Regions from separate parts of the Mus musculus genome. Here region 1 is linked to region 2. Evidence: chromatin loops called from intact Hi-C (ENCODE). Cell type or tissue: heart. All regions are shown on one strand. Each heading gives the region's core, and the rest is flanking DNA. Links, peaks and the distances in the headings are about the cores only.

Region 1 (8,384 bases), core at 186-8,185, 640 kb before region 2:
TACAAAGTATCTTTTAAATTTTTATTTCAAAGAAAAGTCCATTGCACTTTTGATATGTGAAATACCATGTGGTTATATAAAGATCAACACACATGCATATGCACACACACATACACAATCTGTAGAGAAAGAATGGGCAATATATATATATATATATATATATATATATATATATATATATAAAATGAAATAGTTGTTCAAGAAGAACTGTAAGACACTGATGAAAGATTGAAGATACCTGATAATGCATCATAATCCATGAGTCTCTTATAGAAAAGTCACCATGTGCATAACAACTCCACAACTCTAGGACCCTTCATTTTATTTCAAAGTTTTCTTATTCATTTTATACATTATTGTTCATTAAATAAGTTTTTCTGCATTAGTACTGGCAAAGGAACTAGAAAGAAATATATACCAAACAACATAAATAAAGTGTGTCTGTAAGACTTAAAATACCTTTTTACTTTATATGTCTATAAAGTGTGTAGGAGCCCAACTCTCCGAGAGACTGAGCATAATGTGGATTTGTCTTCAGCACATGCTAGTTCCCTGCTTCTACTGCATTCTGCGTTTTCCTTTTTGCTTATTTCTCTTTTCCAGTCTCATCTTGGCATATTTTTCTTATGGATTTTTTTATTATAACCTCATGTTCATATTTTTAAATCTCATTAGCTGTCTATGTTTTTCTTCATTTTTAAATCCCACCAGTTTTGGGCTATGATTATTTTCAGCCAAATTTTGAGAATGAGAAGTATGTATACTTGTGGCCTAGCCTCTTAATTATAAGTTCCCACAAAACTCATTAGTGAGAAGAGCCGTGTACAGCTGGATTGTAAACAACTCAATTGAAAAGCTTTATACTCACAGGTATTAAAATAGAGCAGCTTATTATTTTTTTAATATCTGTGTCTGCACAGATAACCCCTCCCTGCTGGGTAATGGAAATTCTAATTATACCTCTCTTTCTCTGGTCAACATCCAACCAGCCAACTCAAACTTAGAAATATCATAGAAGCTGCTTCATCTTTCGATTTCTCCCTTCCTTCTCCTACTTTAAAGATGAGGAAGCTTGGCTAATTAAACTTAAGGAGCAAGCTTAAGTTCATACTCCTGATCAGTGGCAGGGACAAGGACTGAACCTTGGTTATCTGTCTATAGAGCCAATACCCATTATTAAAAAAAGCAAACAAACAAAAATTCATGCTGCAAAAATAATCTTTTACTTAAGATAACACTAAATACATTCAATATATTGAGGCATCATCAGGGTTTTTATCTAATATATGTTGATGCACAGGATACACAAACTATTTTGAAATACAGGAGACCATGTAATTTATGTATCTGAAGGTAAATTTTGAAATACAATGTCAATTCTGGAAAGAAGTCATTGGTTTTATAAGGCACTACAAATAGGGAATTAGTGAAACTGGATCATTGGCTCTTGCAAAAATTTGGTTTCCTTGGGAAAGTAAAAAGAGGTAAACCCCTGGTTTTAATGCATTTTCTAAAATTTTAATGTATTGTCTTGTATTGTGTGTTTTTGCTTAATTCAAAGTAATACATAATAATGAAAGGAAATAGACTATAGATGCATGAAATATTACAGAGTATCTTTTAAATTTTTGTTTCAAAGAAAAGTCCATTGCACAATGTGAAATACCATGTGGTTATATAAAGATCAACACATGCATATGCACACACACATACACAATCTGTAGAGAAAGAATGAGCAATATATATATATATATATATATATATATATATATATGAAATAGTTTATTTCATGTTCTTAGCTCACCAGCATAAAATTTGTTACCAGCATAGCTCCATCTCACTCTTAAATAAGGCATATCTACAAATATTTTATCTACAAGACGTATTGCAGCCATCTTTGGCTCAGGTCAAAATGGATATGGAGTATTTTAAACACAAACAAACAAACAAACAAGTAAATAATAACATATAACATAGAGACCAGGGAATTATCTTTGGTTGACCTAGGAGCACTGCCCTTTCCTGAAGGGCAATCAAGGAGGAATGGGAAGGGGAGGTTGGAGCTGGGGGGCAAAGGGAAGGAAGGGGAACTGCCATCGGGATGTAATATATGAGAGGATAAATTAATAATTAAAAATGCATCATGGCATTAATGCACCATGAAAATATAACTGACTTACTGTTTGAAAACTGAAATGACAATAGACTGTTGCTGCCCCTTTCTACCTTAGCTAGGATCATGTGCATCAAGTAACTTCACCTTTCCATTGCTGTGCTGATTGCATCTGAGATAGAAAGCTTCCTGATTAACCAGGTACCAAAAGATAATCTGTGTCTTTTCATCCTGGTTCAGAGCCAAGGCCATAGCAACTTTAGAGATTAGCTCTAGCCAAGAAAACTGAAGAGAATGGCAAGAGTGATATCAATAGCATCATATTTGGTTTCTGTACAGTTGTTTCTACTGTAACTTGATGGACAGCAATGACTCACATTGAGAAATTGAGAACTCTAAATAATACACTTTGAAATGTAATTAGCAAAAAAATCCAAATTCAGTGTACAAATAACTCATATATTGTGCTCATTAAAAGATCTCAGACTCTAAGTAGTGGAATGCACTGCACAATAATACAAAATATTGTGTCACTCCTAGCATTGTAAATGGTGCATGACATAAATCTTGGAAATAAGCATAGAAGAAATTGATTCTTAGTGCCAGGATAGGGTTGGTTTTATCTGAAGCATCTGCATTGTTTTTACTTTAGGAGAATTTTTAATGTCTGCAAGGATTGTGCTTCTCTGATGATCACTGGTAGAAAGCTTAGCCAAACTTTTGATCCAACAGCAAATTAGTTTTACTTCATGTTTATAAATATCAGCTTACCTCTGTTCTAACTTTCTCACGGTTCTCCTTTTAATGTTTCCTTTTACTGCACCTTAACTGATTTTGCAAACAATAACCAGTGAACATGAATCACATTCTGTATATATCATTTTCAATTTACCACCTACTCGAAAATACCTGGGGAAAGGGTGAAGCCAAGTAAACGTGGTTCATTTTAACTCATGCCTAAATCAAGATTGGGCTTATTATGCCTAAAGGTATACTATGTACTCAATGGCAAGATTCCTTAAAGGCTGAACTCTGGGCCAACATCATTACAAAGGCTAGATACATTTTCGAAACATAAAGTTTTAGACATCTTACCAGACTTATCAAATTATAAATCCTCCTGTAGGGACTGAAAAATCTGTGTGATAACAGTCCCCCACATCATGAGAGATGTTCCCTTCACATCATGCCAATGAAAAGTATTGCATGGGTTTCATTTATGTTTTATTTAACCCAAAGACAAGCTTTAGTTCACAAGTCTTCACCTTGACTGTACAGTAAAATAGATTAGGAAGATTTTAAAAATTGCAGTACCTATAATGTATCCCATAAAGATTGTATCAGTCAGGAACCAATTAACAGGGTGTTTTGTTTTTATATACACCCCCAAATGTTCTGGTACACAGCCAACATTTAGTATCAAATCAATATTTGGAATATAAATGGCAAGGTTATAAACTCATCATAAAATTATCAACGATGTCTAGAATCTCACAGGACTTTAGAATCAATCATTCTTTAAGAACTTTAATGCAGCAGGTAACCATACTGTAATTTTGAGAAATTGTTAATCTGCATTCCTCTATCACTTTACACAACATAAATACCAAATAATTCAAAGAATAAAAATTTTAAAATAATTGGTATAAAGAAAAGTACTAGAATTATAGACATTGGAAGTTTTTTGCAAAATCTAGAAGTGATAAGGGGCTTAGTATACCATGCTACTAACTAAAAGGCAAGAGAAGGAAGACGACTAGATCCCACTGTCCTGCCATTGGTGTAGGATAGCATCCTCACATTGGAATGGTGCTTTGTGCTTTCTCGGCCTTTGTTGTGGTATGGTCTGCTGCATCAGACTGAATTAAGTATTTTTTATAGAAAGATGGCGGTACTGAACAATACTAAAAAGAATTGTGTCAGTGGCTTGTTCTTTGTGGCCAAGTTCTAAGGCAAAATAATATGGTAGCAAATCCTTACCCATGTTTTGTCTAAAATAAAGGAAATGAAAATTCTTTCAAGAGCAGGAAAGGAAGTTTGAGAACTAGGAGTTGTGCCTTGCATCATATGGAGAACTCCAAGAGAGTGGGCTCTTCTGGGGAGTCCCACTGCCATCACAATAACAGGAAACCAACTATAATGGCTCTGTGGCCGATATGGAGTAACCCTAATATCAGAGTAATAGTAAGAAAGATAAAATTATCCAGAAAACATGCAGCTGGAAGTTCTGATATTGATCTAGGGACCTGAGTTTTCATGGCTGTAACAAGAGGAAACGCCAGCAGATGGCAGCATGAACTACTACACAGTGGGGGGATGCAGCCATTTTAGTAAGGCCTGCCACCTGTGGGTGAAGTGAACTGCAAATGTGGAAGCACCAGTGACATTGCTCAACACCATTACTCTCCAGGTGGCCCCTGGAGTTTCCATGCCTCTCTAGGAAGAAGCAGAGGTAGAGGAATTAAAGAAGCTGACATGCTTGAAACTGGTTTATTCTGTAGTGCCTAGACTACATATATCTGTCTGTTACTGGGTGCAACAGGACTGATTTTGAGTGAACACTGAAAATACAAGTTAAGTTTGGGCATTTCAAAGGATGGTGTGAACATGTAGTATGTGAAAATATATAGGAATATTTTAAGATATGATACATCATTTTTACATGGCAAACATCTTATGGAAAGGTCAAGAGATGAAGGATGTATTGCCCCTTAAGCCCGGGCTCACACTTGGATATATACCCATTCTCTTAGATGTCTTTCTAAGCATCTCTCATCCTTAAACCTAAATTAAAATGTTTTTAATAAGCTATTACTCTTCATTAGAAATAGATAAAGGATAGCAAATGTAACAAGGATACATAAACAAGAAACTTAATTTCCTTATATCCAAAACCACATACTGTCCCCATCCTATTTACTTTTTTGTTAGACTAAAAGAACAAAAAATGAGAATTATCAGTAAGAACTGCAACATTCATCCATCTTGAATATGCCCTTTTACAACCAAACAGCCATGCAACATAATGAGTTGTCCAAATTTTAATCTTGCATATCGAAATCTTTTTTTCACCTGATATATTCAATATTGAAACATTGTAATATTGGAATCTAAAATGTTTCCTAAAAATAAGCTATCAGAGAATCCACATGCAAGTTGTCCTTTCCCTCTGTGTACAGGCCAGAGGAATTCTGCATGAAAACGACTGACTGATTTCAAGGTTCTAAAGTCTAGTGTGGCTGCCTACAAAGAACCATTCATTCTAACTCACAGATTTTTCTCCCTGTTGATATGTAGAAACAGGCAATTCCACTTAATTCTCCACCAAATATTTAAACAGTATGCATTTTAAAAGATAATATAAACAGTAATGAAAAAGAATTGTCATTGTAATCATATCTATTTGCCACCATAATCTGCCGAAGTTTATAGTAGCACTTGTTTCCCTGCCTTATTTTTGTCTCCTAATTCTTAATCTTTTCAATAATAGCTTATGTTTGTTCCTTTCCTTTTCATTGCTGATCTTAGAAGCAAATGTTTTTATTGCAAGTGTCAAGAACAGAGCCTGCCAATAAGTATATGTTAGAGAAGCAGACACACATTTAAGTCTGTACGTTGGCTGAAATTAATTTCACTATGTGATATAAGAACCTAAGCAGTAGTCTTCTGCCCAGGAATATCTGCTGGGGTGGACTGTTAGCTAGTCTGATCCCCTGGAGACACCATATCCTGAGACAACCCAGAAGATCCACTTCACTCTAGGTTACTGACACTAAGGTCTGAGGCATCCCAGGAGATCTGCTATACACAAGGCAACCAAGCAACTGATCACCAACTTGTGTGCTCCCCTGAAGACACTGCAGCTTGAAGGCATCCCCGGAGCTCCTCTGTAGACAGGGCAACTGGGCAACAGACACCAGCCTGAAGACCTGCTTGGGGACACTGTGGAATGCAGAACAACTGACCCAACAGACTGAAAGCCTCCCTGGAATTCTGCTGCACACAGGGAAACAGAAACCACAGTCAGTAGATTTCCCTTGGAAAATATCTTTGCACAAGACAACAGCCAGACTACTCCTCTGAAGACCCAACAGTCTGAAGGCCTGCCAGGAGATCTACTGAAGCCAGAGCAACAGATCAACAGTTTCTCTGCCCCTCTGAGGATCCCCTAGTTGGAAGGCCCCACAGTGGTCTGACACAGTCAGGGCCACAGGCCTAACAGGAGACCTGAAGCAACCCAGGGCCAAAAGAGTCAGTCTCCAGACAAAGTCACCCAGACCAGCAAACTCCAGGGGCAACCAGATGGCAAGAAGCAAGATCAAGATTATAAGTAACAGAATCCAATATACATGGACATCATCAGAACCCAGCTCTCCCACCACAGCAAGCCCTAAATAAACCAAAACATCTTAAATACAGTAAGCTGAGCAAAAATCCTACCTCATGAAATTAATAGAGTCCTTTAAGGAAGATATAAATAACTCACTTAAAGAAATACAAGATAACATAATCAAACAGGTGGAGGAATTGAATAAAGCAGTTCAACACCTAAAAGTGGAAGTAAAAATAATATAGAAAACACAAATGGAAGCAAACCTGGGAATGGAAAAACCTAAAAAGAGGTCAGGAATTACAAATGTAAATATTACCAACATAATAAAAAAGACAGAAGAAAGAATCATGCATGTAGAACATACAGTAGAAGAGATTGAAAGAACTGTCAAAGAAAATTCAAAACATAAAAAATTCCTAACCCAAAGCATCCAGGAAATTCAGGACATAATGAAAAGATCAAATCTAAGAATAATCAGAATAGAGAAGAATGAAGATTCCCAGCTCAAAGGATTTGAAAATGTCTTCAACAAAATAATAGAAGAAAATATTCCCAACCTAAAGAAAGAGCTGAACATAAATACACAAAAAGCCCATAGAACACCAAATAAATGGGACCAGAAAAGAAAATCCTCATCACATGATAATTAAAACACTAAACTCATAGAACAAAGACAGAATATTAAAAGGTGCAAGGGAAAAGGCCAAGAAATATACAAAAGTAGACCTATCAGAATTACACCAGACTTCTCAACAGAGACTATGAAAGTCAGAAGAGCCTCTTCAGAGGTCATGCAGACTCTAAGAGAACACAAATGCCAGCCCAGAATACTATACCCAGCAAAACTCTCAATCAACATAGATGGAGAAACCAAAATATTCCAGGACAAAACCAAATTCAAACAGTATATATCTACCAATCCACCTCTACAGAGGATCCTAGAAAGAAAACTAACACAAGAAACAACCTAGACCAAAGAAAAGACAAGTTACTAAGCATATCACAACAAAGCCACAATGAAACTAAGAGAAGTTATGAACCAAATAGATTTAACAGATATCTACAGAACACTTCATCCTAAAACAAAATAATACACCTTTTTCTCAGCACATCATGGTACCTTCTCCAAAATCGACCATTTAATTGGTCAGAAAACAACCTTCAATTGATACGAGAAGATTGAAATGATTCCATGCATCCTAACAGATCACAATAACTTAAGGCTGATCTTCAATACCATCAAAAACAACAGAAAGCCCACATATACATGGAAACTGAATAACTCTTTCCTTCCTCAACAATAACTTGGTCAACGAAGAAGTAAAGAAATTAAAGACTTCCTGGAATTTACTGAAAATCTTGACACATCATACTCAAACTATTGGAAAACAATGAAAGTGGTACTAAAAGGAAAATTCATAGCAATAAGTGCCCTGGTAAAGAAACTGAAGAGATCTTACACTAACAACTTAACAGCATGCCTGAGAGCTCTAGACCAAAAAGAAGCAAACTCACCCAAGAGGAGTAGAATGCAGGAAATAGTCAAACTCAGGGCTAAAATCAACCAAAAAGAAACAAAGAGAACAATAGAAAGAATCCACAAAACCAAAATCTGGTTCTTTGAATCAACAAGATATATAAACTCCAGCCAAACTAACTAAATGGCCCAGAGGTAGTATCCAAATTAACAAAATCAGAAATGAAAAGGGAGACATAGTAACAGAAACTGAGGAAATTCAAAAAAATCATCAGATCATACTACAAATGCCTACAATCATCAAAACTAGAAAAGCTAGATTAAATGGATTATTTCCTAGACAGATACCACATCCAAAGTTAAATCAAGAGCATGTAAACTATTTAAACAGGTCCATATCCCATTAAAAAAAAAGAATAAATCATTAAAAAACCTCCCAACCAAAAATAAAAGCCCGGAAA
Region 2 (8,384 bases), core at 212-8,211:
AATGAACCCACACACCTATGGTCACTTGATCTTCGACAAGGGAGCTAAAACCATCCAGTGGAAGAAAGACAGCATTTTCTTTCTTTTTTTTTTTTTTCCATTTTTTATTAGGTATTTAACTCATTTACATTTCCAATGCTATACCAAAAGTCCCCCATATCCACCCACCCCCACTCCCCTGCCCACCCACTCCCCCTTTTTGGCCCTGGCATTCCCCTGTACTGGGGCATATAAAGTTTGCAAGTCCAATGGGCCTCTCTTTCCAGTGATGGCCGACTAGGCCATCTTTTGATATATATGCAGCTAGAGTCAAGAGCTCCGGGGTACTGGTTAGCTCATAATGTTGTTCCACCTATAGGGTTGCAGATCCCTTTAGCTCCTTGGCTACTTTCTCTAGCTCCTCCATTGGGAGCCCTATGATCCATCCATTAGCTGACTGTGAGCATCCACTTCTGTGTTTGCTGGGCCCCGGCATAGTCTCACAAGAGACAACTACATCTGCGTCCTTTCAATAAAATCTTGCTAGTGTATGCAATGGTGTCAGCGTTTGGATGCTGATTATGGGGTGGATCCCTGGCTATGGCAGTCTCTACATGGTCCATCCTTTCATCTCAGCTCCAAACTCCGTCTCTGTAACTCCTTCCATGGGTGTTTTGTTCCCAAATCTAAGGAGGGGCATAGTGTCCACACTTCAGTCTTCATTCTCCTTGAGTTTCATGTGTTTAGCAAATTATATCTTATATCTTGGGTATCCTAGGTTTGGGGCTAATATCCACTTATCAGTGAATACATATTGTGTGAGTTTCTTTGTGAATGTGTTACCTCACTCAGGATGATGCCCTCCAGGTCCATCCATTTGGCTAGGAATTTCATAAATTCATTCTTTTTAATAGCTGAGTAGTACTCCATTGTGTAGATGTACCACATTTTCTGTATCCATTCCTCTGTTGAGGGGCATCTGGGTTCCTTCCAGCTTCTGGCTATTAGAAATAAGGCTGCTATGAACATTTTATTGAAAGGACGCAGATGTAGCTGTCTCTTGTGAGACTATGCCGGGGCCCAGCAAACACAGAAGTGGATGCTCACAGTCAGCTAATGGATGGATCATAGGGCTCCCAATGGAGGAGCTAGAGAAAGTAGCCAAGGAGCTAAAGGGATCTGCAACCCTATAGGTGGAACAACATTATGAGCTAACCAGTACCCCGGAGCTCTTGACTCTAGCTGCATATATATCAAAAGATGGCCTAGTCGGCCATCACTCGAAAGAGAGGCCCATTGGACACGCAAACTTTATATGCCCCAGTACAGGGGAACGCCAGGGCCATAAAAGGGGAGGGGGTGGGCAGGGGAGTGGGGGTGGGTGGCTATGGGGGACTTTTGGTATAGCATTGCAAATGTAAATGAGCGAAATACCTAATAAAAAATGGAAAAAAAAGAATATATCTAATAAAAATAAATAAAAAAGAAAAGGCATGTTTTAAATAATAACCAAATTATAAGAGTTCTTAAAGAATTAACAAACAAGATATCTGAAATTATTTTTCAAATCCAGAGGCTCTGGGGTCCCCCTTGTGGTGGATTGTAGAATTTTGAAATATAAAATCTCTATTTTTAGAAAGAACACAGACCCTATTCACACAGAACCATTCTCACCAGTATAGAAAAAGGGCAATGTTTCAGACAAATGTTTGAAGTAAAGCCAAGATGCTGCTCTTCAGCTGATAACAGTTATTGATGTCCCTTAACCTAACAGGACTGTTGGCCACAAAGTTATAATATAGCTTCCTCTCATATTTCAACTTTGGATATGAATTTCAGCTTTGCATTGGCTAGTTCAAATGTCTTCATTGTAACACTGCCAAAATTCACGATTGCCTACGAGTGCCAGGAAGCTCTTGTAGTCTTCATTCAGCTATTTGTATCTGGTCTATACAAACTGGTGTTTGGCTTCTTAAACAGGAATCCCTTTGAATATAACAGACATTTTCAATTATCTAACTCTAGGATCATAGTTTCTTACTCTTTACTTGGTCAAACCTGCCATAGAAGAACAACACCAATCTTTTCTCAGCTCTTTCAGGTTTTGGTTCAAAAGAAGAGGTTTGTTAAATCATCTAACTGATATTTTTGAAGGCTTGAGGAGTTTTCATTTTCCCTTATACCTGAAGGAAATGGAAAATTAAAGCAAGCAATGAGTTACATTTATTATTTAGGAGATACTGTAGAGGAGTTTTAATTCTGCAACATACATACTCTGGCAAGGGTCTAAAGACCTAGATCTGTGATCTGCCTGGAATATAGACACATCCTTACTCCACACCTTTAATTCCAAACAATGGAGTCTAATTGAGGGGTAGATGAAGTGATGTATCAAAGAAATATTTGACAAGATGAGTCAGTGATAGGATACTTCCAATTCTCAAGAGAGCAGCACAAACAGAGAAGCAATTAAGGAGCAATGCAGGGAAAGAAAGTAAGTTTTGTTCAGTGAGTGAGTTCAGTGCAATGAAGTTGAGTTCATTCATGCAATTCAGTGGGGGTCAGCAGAGGCAGTTGAAGTCAGAGAATGAGTGGGAACCAGAAGATTAGAACAAATTGCCAGCATTAGTTTGAGGTCAAGCAGAGCAATTCAGTTAGAATCTGAGAGAAGCCCGATTGAATTAGTCAGCTTTAACATGAGTCTGAGTGAGAACAGAATTGAACCAGCCATCAGAGTTCAGAAAGAACTAGAAAGCATAAAGTTATTCAACATTAAGCCTCTGAGTTGAAAATTATATCAGGAGAATAAAAGATACTACTATATGATACAAAAAACCCCTCGGTGTTTATATAATTCATAAGTTCAAGAATTGTTTTCCCCCCTCTGTGTATGTATTTATAGTCAGTATTGAGACTATAGTGTGGCCATGACTATTATTTTTGTTAGTTGTTTTGTTTGTGTAAGTACAATGTTCATAACTAGGGCAGAGCTTATCACTTTCAAAAGAGAAAAAAGATAATAGTGAGGATATATATAAAACAGTGAAATTATAGAAATGATTAAGACCCAAAGCAGCCATTTTCCCTTTTAACCCAGACAAGATTGTTTTCAAAGGGGTGGGACATACTCACACCACTCTTGTTTACTATTAGCAACATTAAGAACCACAGAGAACAGAATTAAAATCAATGTGTTATAAGCATGACTCCCCTCAAAAAAAAAAAAAAAACCCAAACAACAAAAATTCTATAACACTAAAAATGTATGCTCAGAGATGAGGGTAAAATACAGTCACTGAAAAGTTTATTTTATTTTATTTTTTATTCTTTAATCTTTTTTTTTCGATGCAGATTTTACCCTCCTCCTGGTCCACCCTCAAACTTTTCCTCATCCCACACCTCCTCACCTCTGCACCCCCCCCATCTCCAAGAGGATATCCCCACCCCACCAGACCTCCCTACTCCCTGGGGCCCCAAGTGTCTTGAAGGCTATGTGCATCTTCTCTGAGTCCATACCCAGCAATCCTCTGCTGTATATGTGTTGGGGGACTCATATCAGCTGGTGTATGCTACCTGGTTGGTGGCTCAGTATCCGAGAGATCCCAGGAGTACAGGTTAGTTGAAACTGCTGGTCTTCCTATGGGACCACATTCCTCCTCAGCTTCTTCCAGCTTTCCCCCAATTCAACCACAGGGGTCAGCAACTTCTGTCCATTGGTTGGGTTTAAGTATCTGCATCTAACTCCTTCATGTGCTTGTTGGGCAGTCATGATAGGCTCCTGTTTGTAAGCACACCATAGCATCAGTAATAGTGTCAGACCATGGGGCCTCCCCCTTAACTGAATCTCAATTTGGGTCGATCACTGGACCTCCTTTTCCTCACACTCTTCTCCATTTTTGTCCCATCAGTTCTTTCAGACAGGAACAGTTCTGGGTCAGAGTTTTGTGGGATGGCAACCCCATCCCTCCACTTGATGGCCTATCTTTCTGCTGGAGGTAGACTATACAAGTTTCTTCTCCCCACTGTAGGGCAGTTCATCTAAGGTCCCTTTCTTTTTGTTCTGAGAGTCTCTCACCTCCCAGTTCTCTGGTACATTCTAGAGGGTCCCCCAATCTCCTACCTCATGAGGTTGCCTGCTTCAATTCTTTCTGCTGGCCCTCAGAACTTCAGTCCTGTCCCCCTTCTGCCCAATGCCTGATCATGTTCCCCTCTTCCCCTCCCTGTGGCCTTCCACACCCAGGTCCCTCCCAACCTCCCCATCCTGTGATTGCTTTCTTCTCCCTCCCAAGTGGGGCTGAGGCATCTTCACTTGGGTGCTTTGCTTGGTAGCCTTCTTGAGTTCTGTGGATTGTATCCTGGGGATTCTGTCCTATTTTGGCTAATATTCACTTATTAGTGAATGCATACCATGCATATCCTTTTGGGTCTCAGTTACCTCACTTAAGATTTGCTGCCTCCAGACTTGCTGGAATGGAATAAGTGTGCTCTTTGGAAAAAATAAAAATAATATAAGATTAAAGGTTATCAATGCAGTCAGAAAAGAATAATAACTAAGTTGTTATTTATAACTTAAAATCATAAGTGGGCACATCTAAATGAGCATCAATTCTCTAAAATTGTATTAAAAAGCTTCATAGAGTTCCAAATATGTAGAAAGTTAAATAGTGTGTTAAACAATCGTATATAAGTCATCTCTTCGTGTGATGAAATTAAAGTAATAATACATCATTTCTAGGATACACATAAACCTTAGTCTGTAAGACTAAGAACAGAGAGGAAAAGAATGAAATAAAATTATCAACTGTGTAAGAAAGTGGGAGAGGAGGGGGCAGCAGAAGAGGTGGGGCATTCAGAAAGCTTAGCAGTAGAGCAGATACAAACCCACACTCACTCTCTGAATACGTTTGAGGCTAATATAGGGAGGATGGTGGGAACAGGGCAGTCCATTTTGCTTTGCCTTATGGTGTCTGTCTTAGGGTTTTACTGCTGTGAACAGACACCATGACCAAGGCAAGTCTTATAAAAAACAATATTTAATTGGGGCTGGCTTACAGGTTCAGAGATTCAGTCCATTATCATCAAGGTGGGAGCATGGCAGTATCCAGGCAGGCATGGCTCAGGAGGAGCTGAGAGTTCTATGTCTTCATCCAAAGGCTGCTAGTGGAAGACTGACTTCCAGGCAACTAGGGTGAGGATCTTATACCCACACCCACAGTGACACACCCATTCCAACCAGGTCACACCTATTCCAACAAGTCCACACCTTCAGATGGTGCCACTCCCTGGTCCAAGGATATACAAATCATCACAGTGTCCTTTTCAATAAATTTTCCTAACTAGTAGTTTGAAGTTGGATACTTTGTAGGCACGTTGGTTACTAAGTGCCTGGAAAGGCATTCTGTATTATCATGTCCTTAAGGACTCACAGTGAACTTTCCTGATAGACTTTGAAGCCCTCTTTTAGAGGTGAGGTTTACGTAACATTGCTCTGGCAGTAAATGAAAAGAAGAAGGAGAAGGAGAAGGAGAAGGAGAAGGAGAAGGAGAAGGAGGAGAAGGAGAAGGAGAAGGAGAAGGAGAAGGAGAAGGAGGAGAAGGAGAAGGAGAAGGAGAAGGAGAAGGAGAAGGAGAAGGAGTAAGGAGAAGGAGAAGGAGAAGGAGAAGGAGAAGGAGAAAGGAGAAGGAGAAGGAGAAAGAAGGAGAAGGAGAAAAGGAGAAGAAGAAGAAGAAGAAGAAGAAGAAGAAGAAGAAGAAGGAGGAGGAGGAGGAGGAGGAGGAGGAGGAGGAGGAGGAGGAGGAGGAGGAGGAGGAGGAGGAGAAGGAGAAGGAGAAGGAAGGAGAAGGAGAAGGAGAAGGAAGGAGAAGGAGAAGGAGAAGGAGAAGGAGAAGAAGAGAAGAAGAGGAGGAGGAGGAGGAGGAGGAGGAGGAGAAGGAGAAGGAGAAGGAGAAGGAAGGAGAAGGAGAAGGAAGGAGAAGGAGAAGGAGAAGGAGAAGAAGAGAAGAAGAAGAGGAGGAGGAGGAGGAGGAGGAGGAGGAGAAGAAGAAGAAGAAGAAAGAAAAAGAAGAAGAAGAAGAAGAAGAAGAAGAAGAAGAAGAAGAAGAAGAAGAAGAAGAAGAAAAGAAGAAGAGGAGGAGAAGAAGAAGGAGAAGGAGAAGAAGGAGAAGAAAAAGAGAAAAGTAAGATGTAAGTTACCCCAAAGCATAACACATCCCACTGAAACAATTATGCATTTATTACCATTCAGTTTAGTCATGCCCAAATATATCCTATGATCTTAATTATCCAGAAGAAACAGATGGACAAACCTTTTGCCACAACCTTACCTTATTTTAAATGCAAAAAAATGAGATTTTTCAAGTTATAAAAATAAATCTTCAAAATGAATATACTAAACTTAACCTATATCCCGTATATAGCCACTCATCTTCATATTAGGTATTCATGGCCAGGGTGTGCATCTTATTTTCTCCTCTGTGTTCCACAATGCTCATGCATTTCAGCTGCTGCTTAGGTCTCCGTTTCATTCTGCTTAAAACTGCTTGATTAAGAAGTAGAGTTTTTATTTCCAAAATGATTTATAATAGATGACAATGTAATTATATTAGGAGACATTTTAATTTACAATTTCATTTCCAGCTGAAATTTATGCAAAATAAAATCTAATTTATTTTAAAGAATATCAAACCTGCTAATCAATTCTCTTTTAATGAATTCCTGGGAAGAAACTAGTGCTGGCTATGATTCCTCACAGAGTTATCTTCCAACCATATTGCTTTTAAAAAGTATTCAATCTATTTTTATGCTCTTTTGGGAGGGAGAATTGTATTATCTATTTACCACAAAATGAAGACTTTGGAACCTGACCTATAAAAAGGGAGAATGTTTGTTGTTTTCCTTTGGCCATGTATATTCAGGTGTGTTCATTTAAATTCCCTTCAGATGAATTAATTAATACTTGGGTTCTGATAATTTCTAGTAAAAATAATTTCTACCTTAGCTATATTTTAACATACACTTTAAAGCTGATGTGACCATAGCTTCTTTGAGGATCATTAAGAAAGAATGTGTTGAAGAAAGAAAAATTATCATAAGAAAAGATAAATGAACAGGGAAGTGGTTCTGAACCCTTGCTTCTAGTGGGAAATCCCATAAAGGGATGAAAAGTTACCAGAAAACATGAATCAGCTCATTAACTTGATGCATCGATAACATCAGCTATTGACTTTTAATGCTTGTCCTTATTATTTATGATCCTCAGAACTCTTCAGATACATTTTAAATTAAACGTAATAGCATGAACTAGTTACATCATTATGCTTACTGCATCATCTATTTAAAGCAGCTCAAAGCACAATTCACAGAGGAGAAACAACGCTGGTGGGCCCATGTTGTTTTGTGATGCAAATTACTAATTATTAAATGTTGAATGTGGCAGCTATAATTGCGGCTGTATTTGAAGTGATCAAAAAAACTGTCGACATACTATGAAGTATTTTTTGGGAAAGCAAGTTAACATTGCTTTCTTTTATTGTTGTTCCATGACATCTTTCTGCTTGGGCTCCTACCAATACACATATACATCTGAATCATAGCTTATTTATTACTAATAGCAAGGCACACGTTTAGAAGTTTTTGCATGTCAAAGCAAAGCAGATTACAATGAGCAAACTACATTAGTTTTCAAAGGTGGTTTTAGAAATGGCAATTCAGTCGCACATTAAACAACTCATTGAGTTTTATAGAATAGTTGAGAATAATTAATTCTGTCTAGTAGGAAACAATTTTATTTCCAACTTAATACTTTATTTATTATTTGGAAATTTCTCATCATGCACTCGAACTACACTTCCCTGTCTGTCCTCCCAGGCCACTTCTTAACTCTTGTGACTCTCCCCCTAAAGAAAAAGAAAGAAAGTTCAACTTGTGAGGCCCATATACTCACTGGAGCATAGTTAAACTCCCCAAGGCCAGCCCCTTAAAGGAAACTAAGTCTTTCCCTACCTGAACCCCAGCCAAAACTCATCAGTTGTAGAGACTGACATTTTAGTATCCTTGTCACAATTTTAAAGAGTTCTCTTCAATGACTTTCTGTCTAGGTTGTTACTTTTTTTTTTTTTTTTTTTTTTTTTTTTTTTTTGAGGAGGCAGGGGTGGTATGGGGGTGAGAGTTGTCACAGGAGCTTTCTGTGACTCAGCAGTCATCAATACAATTAATAAGTAATTTTCTTACCATTTATATTACTACAAATGGGAGTATGGATCATGGACTTTGAATATGTCTGCTGTTTTCAGGAAGGTACCTGTTTAAGAATTCAGCACAGCCATTGGGCGTCAACATGGCTTCAGGGGCAGCACAAATTACAGATATGGCAATGGTCTTTAGTGGTAGCTCAGCCACAGGCAACA

What was found. Hi-C counts contacts between places; a loop is a spot of excess contacts. Peaks named below come from ENCODE experiments on the same cell type or tissue, not always from the same donor. Only the 100,000 strongest peaks of a DNase experiment are listed, where the experiment ranks them.
Region 1: a loop joins it to region 2, with 9 times the contacts of the local background. A loop is called at or near these places in 11 of 42 quality-filtered maps.

What each region holds. Positions count from the first base shown.
Region 1 is chr6:14,203,754-14,212,137 of GRCm38, reverse strand. No RefSeq gene overlaps it. Among named protein-coding and RNA genes, the nearest start is that of Gm38767, 190 kb to the right of the region's middle. In heart, for the core only: a CTCF peak has its summit at 4,396 (motif pointing right); no DNase peak of the experiment used is centred there.
Region 2 is chr6:13,559,128-13,567,511 of GRCm38, reverse strand. No RefSeq gene overlaps it. Among named protein-coding and RNA genes, the nearest start is that of Gm25737, 14 kb to the right of the region's middle. In heart, for the core only: a CTCF peak has its summit at 1,569 (motif pointing left); no DNase peak of the experiment used is centred there.